2 separate regions of the Homo sapiens genome follow, and region 1 is linked to region 2. A link is a contact called in ENCODE Hi-C data. All regions are on one chromosome and are shown on one strand. Each heading gives the region's core, a stretch centred on a gene start or an enhancer-like site at or near the end of the contact. The rest is flanking DNA. Distances are from core to core; before and after follow the strand shown.

Region 1 (5,625 bases), core at 676-3,175, 43 kb after region 2:
GGGCCGGGCGCGGTGGCTCACACCTGTAATCCCAGCACTTTGGGAGGCCGAGGCGGGTGGATCACGAGGTCAGGAGATCAAGACCATCCTGGCTAACACGGTGAAACCCCGTCTCTACTAAAAATACAAAAAAAATTAGCCGGGCGTGGTGGCGGCGCCTGTAGTCCCAGCTACTCGGGAGGCTGAGGCAGGAGAATGGCGTGAACCCGGGAAGCGGAGCTTGCAGTGAACCGAGATCGCGCCACTGCACTCCAGCCTGGGCGACAGAGCGAGACTCCATCTCAAAACAAAGAAACAAGCAAACAAACAAAAAAAAACTTAAAAATTAGCCAGCTGTGGTGGTGCACACCTATAGTCCCAGCTACTCAGGAGGCTGAGGCAGGAGAATGGGGTGAACCCGGGAGGCCGAGCTTGCAGTGAGCTGAGATGGCACCACTGCACTCCAGGCTGGGCGACAGAGCGAGACTCCGTCTCAAAAAAAAAAAACAAACTTAAAAATTAGCCAGCTGTGGCGGTGCACACCTATAGTCCCAGCTACTCAGGAGGCTGAGGCAGGAGGATTGCCTGAGCCTAGGAGGTCGAGGCTGCAGTTAGCTGTGATCGCACCACTGCACTCCAGCCTGGGCAACAGACCAAAACCTCGTCTCCAAAAAAAAAGTAAATAAATAAAGTTGCAATGACTCCCATTGCCGATTCAAAGAGCTTTTATGAATGTCTCAATATACTTGCCTAGCCTGTTTTTGGATTCAAACGCAAAGTTTTGTTCACCGTAGGTGGGAGATCAAGTTGGCAACAATAGTGTTCCAAGGTAATACACCCTGTATCTCAGAGAAATTGAAATATAACCATCTCAGAGGTTTTTTGTTTCTTTGGTTTTTTGAGACTGTCTCAAAGAAAAAAATTGAAACCCTGCTCCAGGGCTAGGAACCCACAAATTTGAGCACAGCTGTCACTGTCGGTATCAAACTTGTCTTTATTTTTTCAGCTGAGGTCTTGCTCTGTTGCCCAGGCTGGAGTGCAGTGTTGGGATCTCAGCTCCTTGCAGCCTCAACCCTCTGGGCTCCACCAATCCTCCTGCATCAGCCTCCCGAGTAGCTGGGACTACAGGTGTGCGCCACCATGCCTGGCCAATTTTAAATTTGTTTTTTGAGAGATGGGGGTCTTGCAATATTGTCCAGGCTGGTTTCAAACTCCTGGCCTCAAGCGATGCTCTCATATCGGCCTCCTGAGTGGTTGGGACTACGAGCGTGAGCCACCATGCTCGGCTGATTTTATTTTTAAATTGTTTGTAGAGGCCAGGTGCAGTGGGTCTTGCCTGTAATCCCAGCACTTTGGGAGGCCGAGGCCGGTGGATTGCTTGAGCCCAGGAGTTCAAGACCAGCCTTGCCAGTATGGCAAAACCTCATCTCTACTAAAAAAAAAAATACAAAAAAAAAAATTAGCCAGGTGTGATGGTGTGTGCCTGTTATCCCAGCTACTCGGGAGAGTAAGGCAGGAGAATTGCTTGAACCTGGGAGGCGGACGTTGCAGTGAGCTGAGATCGTGGGTGACAGCGAAAGTCTGTCTCAAAAAGAAAAAAAAAAATCAATGGTTTGTGAAAATACAGCCGGTGACCATGGACCCCCCTAGGCACAGCCTCAAGCCACCCAGAAGAAGATGGAAAAGGATTTTCTTTTAAATCAGCGAGATTTAAATAAGCATGGCGAGCACAGCTGGGAGGCCCCGCCAGGAATTCCGAAGGTTGAAAGGGGCCCTGTCCGCTCCCCCATCCTGGAAATAGTGTCCATGGAGCTGCGGAGTCCGGGTGGGCGCCGGGGACGAGCTTTCAACAGCTCACCCGGCCCCAACATTCCGTCCACACATTCCACGGCCAAGACAGTCACCCCCTGCCAGGGATTAACCGAGGGCCACGCTTAGTGGCAGGAATGCACGCGCCCGATTTAGACATCCCGCTTGGCATCGGCGGTCAGGGTGGCTTGCAAAGGCCCGGGGTGGGTGGATGCCGGAGACGCTGGAGCTCTGAGGTCTACAGGAGGAATTGCTTTTCCGATGGGCTGGTCAGGGAGGAAGGAAGCTGGGGAGAAGCCGGGAGTCCCAGCCTCCACAATGCCTGCCCTTCCAAGACGAGCCAGGCCCCCCGGACAGGATGGCAGCCCCCCTCCAGGCCAGCATGACTTCAGGCCTGGGGAATGTGCCACCTTCCGAATTAGAAGGGCACTGGTTCCCACCCGCGGGGAACCGTAACACAGCGTCTCCCTCCTTCCTCCAGGACCCACGGCTGAGCTCGGAGCTGCCCGAGAGCTCGGGATGTGGGGTGCAGAGCAGAGGAGAAACCTCCCCCGACCCCGGGTCCTTGGGGCATAGGGTCTTTTTCAGGGCCATCTGCGGAAAGAGGACCTGCGTCTTTACCACCCGGGGGCCCTTGTCTTTGCTGCTCAGCTGTGTTTAGGTCCCCGTTGCTGGGTGATACTGGGGAGACGTAAACAGACCTCGGTCAGCCGGGGCTGGGGCAGGAGCAGGTGCAGCTGGACTCCAGGGCAGGGGCCGACTGCTGTACACAGTCATGCTGAAAAGCATGTCAAAAATAAAAGGAGCAGGGGAAATGGCACCTTTTATTTTTTATTTTATTATTATTATTATCATTTTTGAGATGGAGTTTTGCTCTTGTTACCCAGGCTGGAGTGCAATGGTGTGATCTCGGCTCACTGCAACCTCCGCCTCCCGGGTTCAACGGATTCTCCTGCCTCAGCCTCCCGAGTAGCTGGGATGACAGGTGCCCACACCACGCCCAGCTAATTTTTGTATTTTTAGTGGAGATGGGGTCTCGCCGTGTCGGCCAGGCTGTTCTTGAACTCCTGACCTCAGGTGATCCGCCAGCCTCGGCCTCCCAAAGTGCTGGGACTACAGGCGTGAGCCACCGCGCCCGGCCTATTTTTTATTTATTTTATTATTAATATTTTTGAGGCGGAGTTTCACTCTTGTTGCCCAGGCTGGAGTGCGGTGGCGGGATCTCGGCTCACTGCAACCTCCGCCTCCCGGGTTCAAGTGATTCTCCTGCCTCAGTCTCCCAAAGTGCTGAGATTACAGGCGTGCACCACCACGCTCGGCTAATTTTGTGTTTTTAGTAGAGACGGGGTTTCACCATGTTGGTCAGGCTGGTCTCGAACTCCTGACCTCAGGTGATCCACCCTCCTCTGCCTCCCAGAGTGCTGGGATGACAGGTGTGAGCCACCTCACCTGGCCCTATTTTATTTTTATTTTTTGCAAGGAAGGAATGAAGGGATTTATTGAAAATGGAAGTACCCTCCACAGCGCGGGAGGAGACCGAGAAGAGGAGCTCAAAGACTAAAGGGACGGGCTTTTAAAGACATTTAATTAAAAGGAATTAAGTTTCCCTTATGACATTTAGAAAAAAGTCAAGTCCAAATGGTACAAAACGGTCAGCTTGCTTTGTGCCTTGGCGGCCGCGTATGAAACATCATTAGAATAGAACCGGAAGCGTCTAGATTTTCACTTTTCACCCTGAAAGATGAAACAGAGATGAAAGCAGTCACCAATTTTCTCTAATTATTTTGCAATTAAGCGTCCGAGCACCCCAGGTAGCGTGGACTCCCACAGCTCTTAAACCAAATACCTGACTGTCTGAAATTAATTATAAAAATGGATCAAGGGGTGGTTTTCACGTGGTGGCTGATGAATGCTTTCTGAGTCTTGTTTTCCTGTTTGTTTACCGTGGCACGTAAGACGTACAGAACATAAAATTCACCGTGTGAGCCATTTTTCGTTTGTTTGTTTTTGAGACGGAGTCTCGCTCTGTCACCCAGGCTGGAGTGCAGTGGTGTGATCTCGGATCACTGCAACCTCCGCCTCCTGGTTCAAGCGATTCTCCTGCCTCAGCCTCTTGAGGAGCTGGGACTGCAGACATACACCATCACACCTGGCCAATATTTAATTTTTTTTGTAGAGACAGGGTCTTGCTCTGTGGCCCAGGCTGGAGTGCACTGGTGCAATCTCCGCTCACTGCAGCCTCCACCTCCTGGGCTCAGGTGATCCTCCCACCTCAGCCTCCTGAGGAGCTGGGACTACAGACATACACCATCACACCTGGCCAATATTTAATTTTGTTGTAGGGACAGGCTCTTGCTCTGTGGCCCAGGCTGGAGTGCAGTGGTGCAATCTCAGCTCACTGCAGCGTCCACCTCCTGGGCTCAGGTGATCCTCCTGCCTCAGCTTCCTGAGGAGCTGGGACTACAGACAGGTGCCACCACTCCCAGCTAATTTTTAAATTTTTTTGTAGGGACAGACTCTTGCTCTGTTGCCCATGGTGATCTTGAACACCTGGGCTTGATGTATCTGCCCGCCCAAATCCCGCCTTTCATTTACACTGCCCCCACCCCTGCCCACCCCAGGGAAGGTCTTTATTCTTAAATCTGCCTTTCTGACCTCTCTTCCCAAATGTGTGTATTTCTAACAGATCTCCGAGTCCAGATCACGCACACCGTTTTCCATAATCCAGGGATTTGGAGCCGCCGGAGGGGTGAGGAGGGGAGGCGGCCGTGACTGCTAGGTGGAGGTGGGCTCTCGTAAACGTCGTTTTACGGGCAGGTGGAAACCTTTATAAGCCCACAAATACTTCAAGCCTGTTCCTGCCCCTGGGGCCCTGGAGACTTCTCAGAGGACCTAACGGGACCTGGCGAAAGGCCTTCATCACCAGCCCACTAGGAACTGTTCACCGTGTGCCCGGGGCTGCGTCTGGCACGGAGGTGAACGCTGAAGCCATCCCCCCACCCCCAGATCCCCAAGACGAGAGAGCGTTCCGTGAGGTCCAAATAAACGTCCCTCCTGGCACCTTCAAGGATGTGGTTTTTCTTTTCTTTTTTTTCGAGGCAGGGTCTTGGTCTGTTGCCCAGGCTGGGGTGCAGTGGCATGATCTTGGCTCACTGCAGCCTCCAATCCTTGGGCTCAAGCGATCCTCCTGCCTCAGCCTCCCGAGTAGCTGGGACCACAGGCATGCACCACTGTGCCAGCCTCATTTTGTATTTTCTGTAGAGATAGGGTCTCCCTATGTAGCCCAGGCTGGGGTGCAGTGGCATGATCTTGGCTCACTGCAGCCTCCAATCCTTGGGCTCAAGCGATCCTCCTGCCTCAGCCTCCCGAGTAGCTGGGACCACAGGCATGCACCACTGTGCCAGCCTCATTTCGTATTTTCTGTAGAGATAGGGTCTCCCTATGTAGCCCAGGCTGGGGTGCAGTGGCATGATCTTGGCTCACTGCAGCCTCCAATCCTTGGGCTCAAGCGATCCTCCTGCCTCAGCCTCCCGAGTAGCTGGGACCACAGGCATGCACCACCGTGCCAGCCTCATTTTGTATTTTCTGTAGAGATAGGGCCTCCCTATGTTGCCCACGCTGCTCTGAAACTCTGGGCTCCAGCGATCCTCCCATCTCGGCCTCCCAAAGTGCTGGGATTACAGGTGTGCAGTACGGCTCCCAGCCCTGATGTTGGGTTTGGAGAACAAGAGGGTGATACGTCGCCAAATTCAAACTCACGTCCTCCTGCTTCTGAGCATGTAGGGAGCTGGTGGGCGGGGAGGTGGGTGTGGGGCTGCGGCTCTGGGCTCCCCGGGT
Region 2 (5,483 bases), core at 2,753-5,252:
ATGCCTGTAATCCCAGCTACTTGAGAGGCTGAGGCAGGAGAATCGCTTCAACACAGGAGGCAGAGGTTGCAGTGAGCTGAGATCGCACTACTGCACTCCAGCCTGGGCGACAGAGTGAGACTCTGTCTCAAAACAAAACAAACGATTAACCAGGTGTGGTGGCGCATGCCTGTAATCCCAGCTACTTGAGAGGCTGAGGCAGGAGAATCGCTTAAACCCGGGAGGCGGAGGGTGCGGTGAGCTGAGGTCGCACCACTGTCCTCCAGCCTGGGTGACAGAGTGAGACTCTGTCTCAAAAAAAAAAAAGTGAGATGAATACTTGGACATTTTTAGCCCCAAATTTACAGAGCATGCACCCCATTAACAGACACTCTACGGGGCAAAAGCTGAGGAAATGCAGCAGGGAGAAGCCAAGAGCTCCCAAAGGGAAGGTTGGAATTGAAAGAAGGGATGAAGAGCAGGTCAGCGGTAATGAGTGGGAAAACCTCGGCAGCTGACCACATAAATCAGTGATAACAATGTATGTTCAATTTAAAAAACATAAATCAGTGAAAACAACGTATGTTCAATTAAAAAAAAAAAGTCAATACAACAGCCTGTCAGTGACATGCTGACTGGATGAGTGTGAGACGGTTTGTGAGTTGGAGGAAAAGATACTGATTAATATTGGGCTTTGAAAAATTTAGTCGACGTTCCTTTTTTTTTTCTTTATAGAGACGGGGTCTCGCTATGTTGTGCTGGCTGGTCTTGAACTCCTGGCCTCCAGCGATTCTCCTGCCTCAGCCTCCCAAGGCGCTGGGATCACAGGTGTGAGGCCCCGTGCCCGGCCAGCCATTGACATTTGTAGGATAAACAGTGAGCTAGTAGGAAGCGTGTACTCCAAACGAGAGAAAAGGCGACCAAGCTGAAAAAGAGCAGGAGACAGAGGTGCAGGATGAGACGGTCACAGTCCATCACACGGATGAGCAGGCAACATCGACCTCAATGCACCGAGTGCTCTAGTTACAAGACAAAGGTCTGACTGCAGAAAGAAAACAGCATTCACGTACATGGGAGACACAGAGGACAGAAAGACAGGAGATATATGTGACTTAAGGACCCAGAGGCTACACATTTTTTTTTGAGATGGAAAAAGAGCAGGCAGACAGTAGAGAAAGCTGGTGTCGCTGTATTAACATCCATGAAGTGACACAAGGTGATGGACAGACCTGGAGACAGACAGGCCACCAAGGAACGCTGAAGAGGTCAGTCAGGGGAAGACAGGCTGATGCTAACTTTATCCATGCCTGACAACGCAGCCTCGGCACTGATCAAGTAAACACCACTGGACACAAACTGAGCCCGCTAGGCAAGGCGGAGCCCACCCACCCCGGGCACAGACACAGGGAAGGCCGGGACCACCCACCCTGGGCACAGACACGGGGAAGGCCGGGACCACCCACCTTGGGCACTGACGGGGGGAAGGCCGGGATCACCCACCCCGGGCACTGACGGGGGGAAGGCCGGGACCACCCACCCCGGGCACAGACACGGGGAAGGCCGGGACCACCCACCTTGGGCACCGACGGGGGGAAGGCCGGGACCACCCACCTTGGGCACCGACACGGGGAAGGCCGGGACCACCCACCCCGGGCACCGACGGGGGGAAGGCCGGGACCACCCACCTTGGGCACCGACACGGGGAAGGCCGGGACCACCCACCCCGGGCACTGACGGGGGGGAAGGCCGGGACCACCCACCCCGGGCACCGACGGGGGGAAGGCCGGGACCACCCACCTTGGGCACCGACGGGGGGAAGGACGGGACCACCCACCCCGGGCACCGACGGGGGGAAGGCCGGGACCACCCACCCCGGGCACCGACCGGGGGAAGGCCGGGACCACCCACCCTGGGCACCGACGGGGGGAAGGCCGGGACCACCCACCCTGGGCACCGACCGGGGGAAGGCCGGGACCACCCACCCTGGGCACCGACGGGGGGAAGGCCGGGACCACCCACCTTGGGCACCGACGGGGGGAAGGCCGGGACCACCCACCTTGGGCACCGACACGGGGAAGGCCGGGACCACCCACCCCGGGCACTGACGGGGGGAAGGCCGGGACCACCCACCTTGGGCACCGACCGGGGGAAGGCCAGGACCACCCACCCTGGGCACCGACGGGGGGAAAGCCGGGACCACCCACCATGGGCACTAATAGACGAGAGATGGAACAAACAACACAACCACCCCATGCGGGCACAGAAGATTTACAAGCTTAATCTCATGGACAGAAATAGACTCGGCCCCAGCACAGCTGCAGAGCACACATTCTTTTCAACACACACAGCTCACTTGGGAACTGGCCACCTCTCGGGCTGAGCTGCAGGTCTCAGGGGGTTCTGAAGGAATCACAGGGACTGCTGCCCTGCCCCAAACGTAGCCGGTGAGGCCAGGCATCTACGGTAAACACAGAAGGAGCAAAAACAGCTGCATGTATGTGGAAGAAGAATTCTAAAGCCAGCCGCCTGTTCATTAAAAAGTTCAGACAAACCAGAGGGGCCTGTGGCGGCCAGGTCATCCACTTTAAATCCTCCTCAGTACGTGTACTTTAAAAAGAACTTCGTAAAGAGCCCGTCACCCAAAGCGCACTGATAAAGGCGACACCCTGACTCCCAACAAGCTATTTCTGTTGAGGGCACTGAGAAGGCAGCTCCCTGACTCATCACAATTCCAGAAGTCACAGATACATGTGTCGCCCTTCCAGAGTACACCCACAGTTTTGCAAAACACGTCCATATACGACCAAAAACAAAGGCTGAGCCTAACACTGAGGCTGCCTGTTTTTGCGTAGAAGTGCGTGCGCTTGATGGGTGCAGGTGAGTGTACCCCGAGAACACAGGCCACGTGCACCGTGACACATCCTCTCGCGACACCAGCCTCGGGCAGACCCCCGCATGTGCAGAGGGTGCGCACAGCAGGCAGGGCGCGGTGACCAGCAGAAATGACCCTCGCCCCCACGGCAGCAGGACCGGACACCACGATCAAAGCCACAGAGGAGGTGCCGGAGCAGCAGGGGGCCGGCGGAAGGGACGCTCAGTACGGGCTGCAACGCACAGCCGTGCCCCCAGGAGCCCCCGCTCTGCAGCGGCCCCCACTCTGCAGCGGGAGGCGGAAGCACGGGAGGCTGTGGTATGGAATCAGGGACGGGGGGTTTGGCCGGGACGCACACTCATGGATTCCAGCTGAGCCCCTCGCCCACCCAGATGACGGCCACCCCCTGGAAGGCAGGGCCTGCTGCAAGCTCTGAGCATTCTTCTCGGCCCAGCACTTGACTCCCAGGGACCCTCTGAGAGGGCTGGTAGAGGGCTGCCAGCTACACCTGCAAACCGCACGCTGGACGGCTAAACACAGGAGTCAAAAAGGTCGGTGTTTACACAGAGGAGCCGAACACGGAGATGAGAGGCCCCACGTGTGGGTTTAAAAATCCCCTCTCTAGCAAAGAGGGAGAACTGGTGTGGAGGGGTCAACACAGAAACGCAGCAGGTGCAGGTGTCTGAGTAGGCCAGAGCTCACGTGGGCTAACATTCACTCAGACACATGACTGCAGCCGAGCAACCGGGCCTCAACGGACGCTGAGAGACGTCGGCTGGGGCCTGCACCCACACCTGCAGCCCAGGCACTGGCGCCTGCAGCCACGGCTGCAGCGAGGCGTGAGTCTCCACAGAGCTCGGAAGGCTGGGCTGGGGGACGTGGGGATCATTCTGTCCACCAGCCAAGGGGTGACGGTGGATGCCGCGCAACACAGCGAGGGGAGGATCCGGCACCCTCCCTGCGTCCACAAGCCCCTGGCGGATGCTCCTGAGCTTGGTCTTCTGTGTGGACGTTCCCACCCGGGCTTCTGTTTCCCGTTAACCCCCCTTGCTGCAGCTCCCTGCCAGGTGGGGAACCCAAGCCCTGCCTTCTCCCTGCCACTGCCCAGGGAGTGGCATCCTGGGCAGCGTCCTGGCCAAACCAAAGGCTGCAAGGGTTTTGGTGACCACTGGCCTTGGGAGGGGAACGGCACGTGCCCTGGCGGTGAGAGCAGGAGGTGCGTCAGGGACGCCCAGAGCCCAGGCTGTCACCACGCTGAAGTCAGTTCCAAGTACAGCGGGGCTGCCGCGTAGGGGACGGCGCTTTCAGCCATGCGTGGTGCCGTGTAGGGTCTGTGCGTCCACCCGAAGGACCCCGTGGGGACGCCGGACAGTGTCTGTGTGACCAGGACAGGTGAAGAGGGGCGTCTGTGTGCTGAGTCAGTGTGTGGGGAGCGGGAGAGTCACTCCCCAGGCGGGGAGGGCCAGGCTAGGCAGCACAGCTGTCCTGGGCTGGGAACAAGGTCTGAGCTGTCCTGCTGTTGCCCGGGGACAGAAGGCCCGAGAATCCCTGGGCAGGAGGCGCAGGCAGTGGCTCCGGCAAGAAGAGCTCAGCCAAGCAGCTGCACGGCCCCACTCCAGGTACATGCTGGGTCCTACAGTGAGAGCATGAGCCGTGTAACACGCCATCGTCACACGGGAGCCTCCCCGGACCCACGGTGAGAGTACGTGTAACACGCCATCGTCACACGGGAGCCTCCCCGGACCCACGGCGTGAACGCATGCTGTTCCGTTCCCAAGGCCGGCGGTCGCTGAACGCCCCCACCCCCCGAGTTTGGTTTGTCAAGGATGCCGGTGACAGGGAAGTGGGCAGTGGCAGGGAGGAGGAGGAGCTTGGGTTCACCATCGGGGCAGGCAGCACCCGCCAGGGGGTTAGTGGGAACAGAAGCCCAGGTGGGACGTCGCACAGTCAGAAGATCAAGCTCAGGAGCACCCGCCAGGGGCTCGTGGGTGCGGCCAACGTTGGCCGTGGAAGGCTGTGCCCGTCAGAGGACCCCTGAAAACAGTACCGTGCTGCCCGGCCGGGAGCGTCCGAAGGCGGAGGTGCGGCACCCCAACACGTCCAGTGGCTCCAACACGGGTGCTCCCTGACAACCCTGAGGGTGTGTCCAAGTGGGGTGGACCCAACAGACAGAGCCCACACTCATGCGCGGAGTGAAAGCAGCCAGGAAACGTCCCCTTCTCCCCCAACACCACCCCCACAAATACCCCCAAATATGCCTGTAATTCCTCCACCACCCCTCAGACAACATGCATTTCACACGTCTGTCCTCACTCCCTAAAAACGTGGAAACCTATTTTCTGTAAAATGAAGCAAACTTCTGTAAACGGAATTCATGATTTCCCAGAAACTGACTTTTTAAAAATAAACAGTCCTCACAGGTGCATCGTCACCACAGCCCCCCACAGAAGAGCCAGGGCCCCACTGCAGGGCTGAAGGGCTTCCTCATCCAGCCACGTGCGAGCTAATCACCTCATTGACTCTGCGACCAGCGAGCCCGCACCGCCCAGCACCTCCCACCATCTAGAGCAAATCCCGCACGAGGCTGATCTCGCTCTTCGCAGGTTAAGAGGATTTTAAAGACACCAGCCTC

The links. Hi-C counts contacts between places; a loop is a spot of excess contacts on that map. Pooled maps may share reads with other maps.
Region 1: a map of heart right ventricle shows a loop between it and region 2 (7-fold over the local background). The contact joins two enhancer-like sites. A Hi-C loop is called at or near these places in 5 of 168 maps with a recorded cell type or tissue (CD8-positive, alpha-beta T cell, Right ventricle myocardium inferior, heart left ventricle and 2 more) and 7 of 50 pooled maps.

The regions. Positions count from the first base shown.
Region 1 is chrX:411,651-417,275 of GRCh38, forward strand. No RefSeq gene overlaps it. Among named protein-coding and RNA genes, the nearest start is that of PPP2R3B, 28 kb to the left of the region's middle. Within about 2 kb of position 1,926, at least 5 of the 41 ENCODE cell types and tissues checked have a DNase peak (open chromatin) inside an H3K27ac peak, as active enhancers do; they include heart left ventricle and heart right ventricle, where a contact is called at or near this core.
Region 2 is chrX:366,734-372,216 of GRCh38, forward strand. All of the region lies in intron 1 of PPP2R3B (protein phosphatase 2 regulatory subunit B''beta), which reads right to left. Among named protein-coding and RNA genes, the nearest start is that of PPP2R3B, 17 kb to the right of the region's middle. Within about 2 kb of position 4,003, at least 6 of the 41 ENCODE cell types and tissues checked have a DNase peak (open chromatin) inside an H3K27ac peak, as active enhancers do; they include heart left ventricle and heart right ventricle, where a contact is called at or near this core.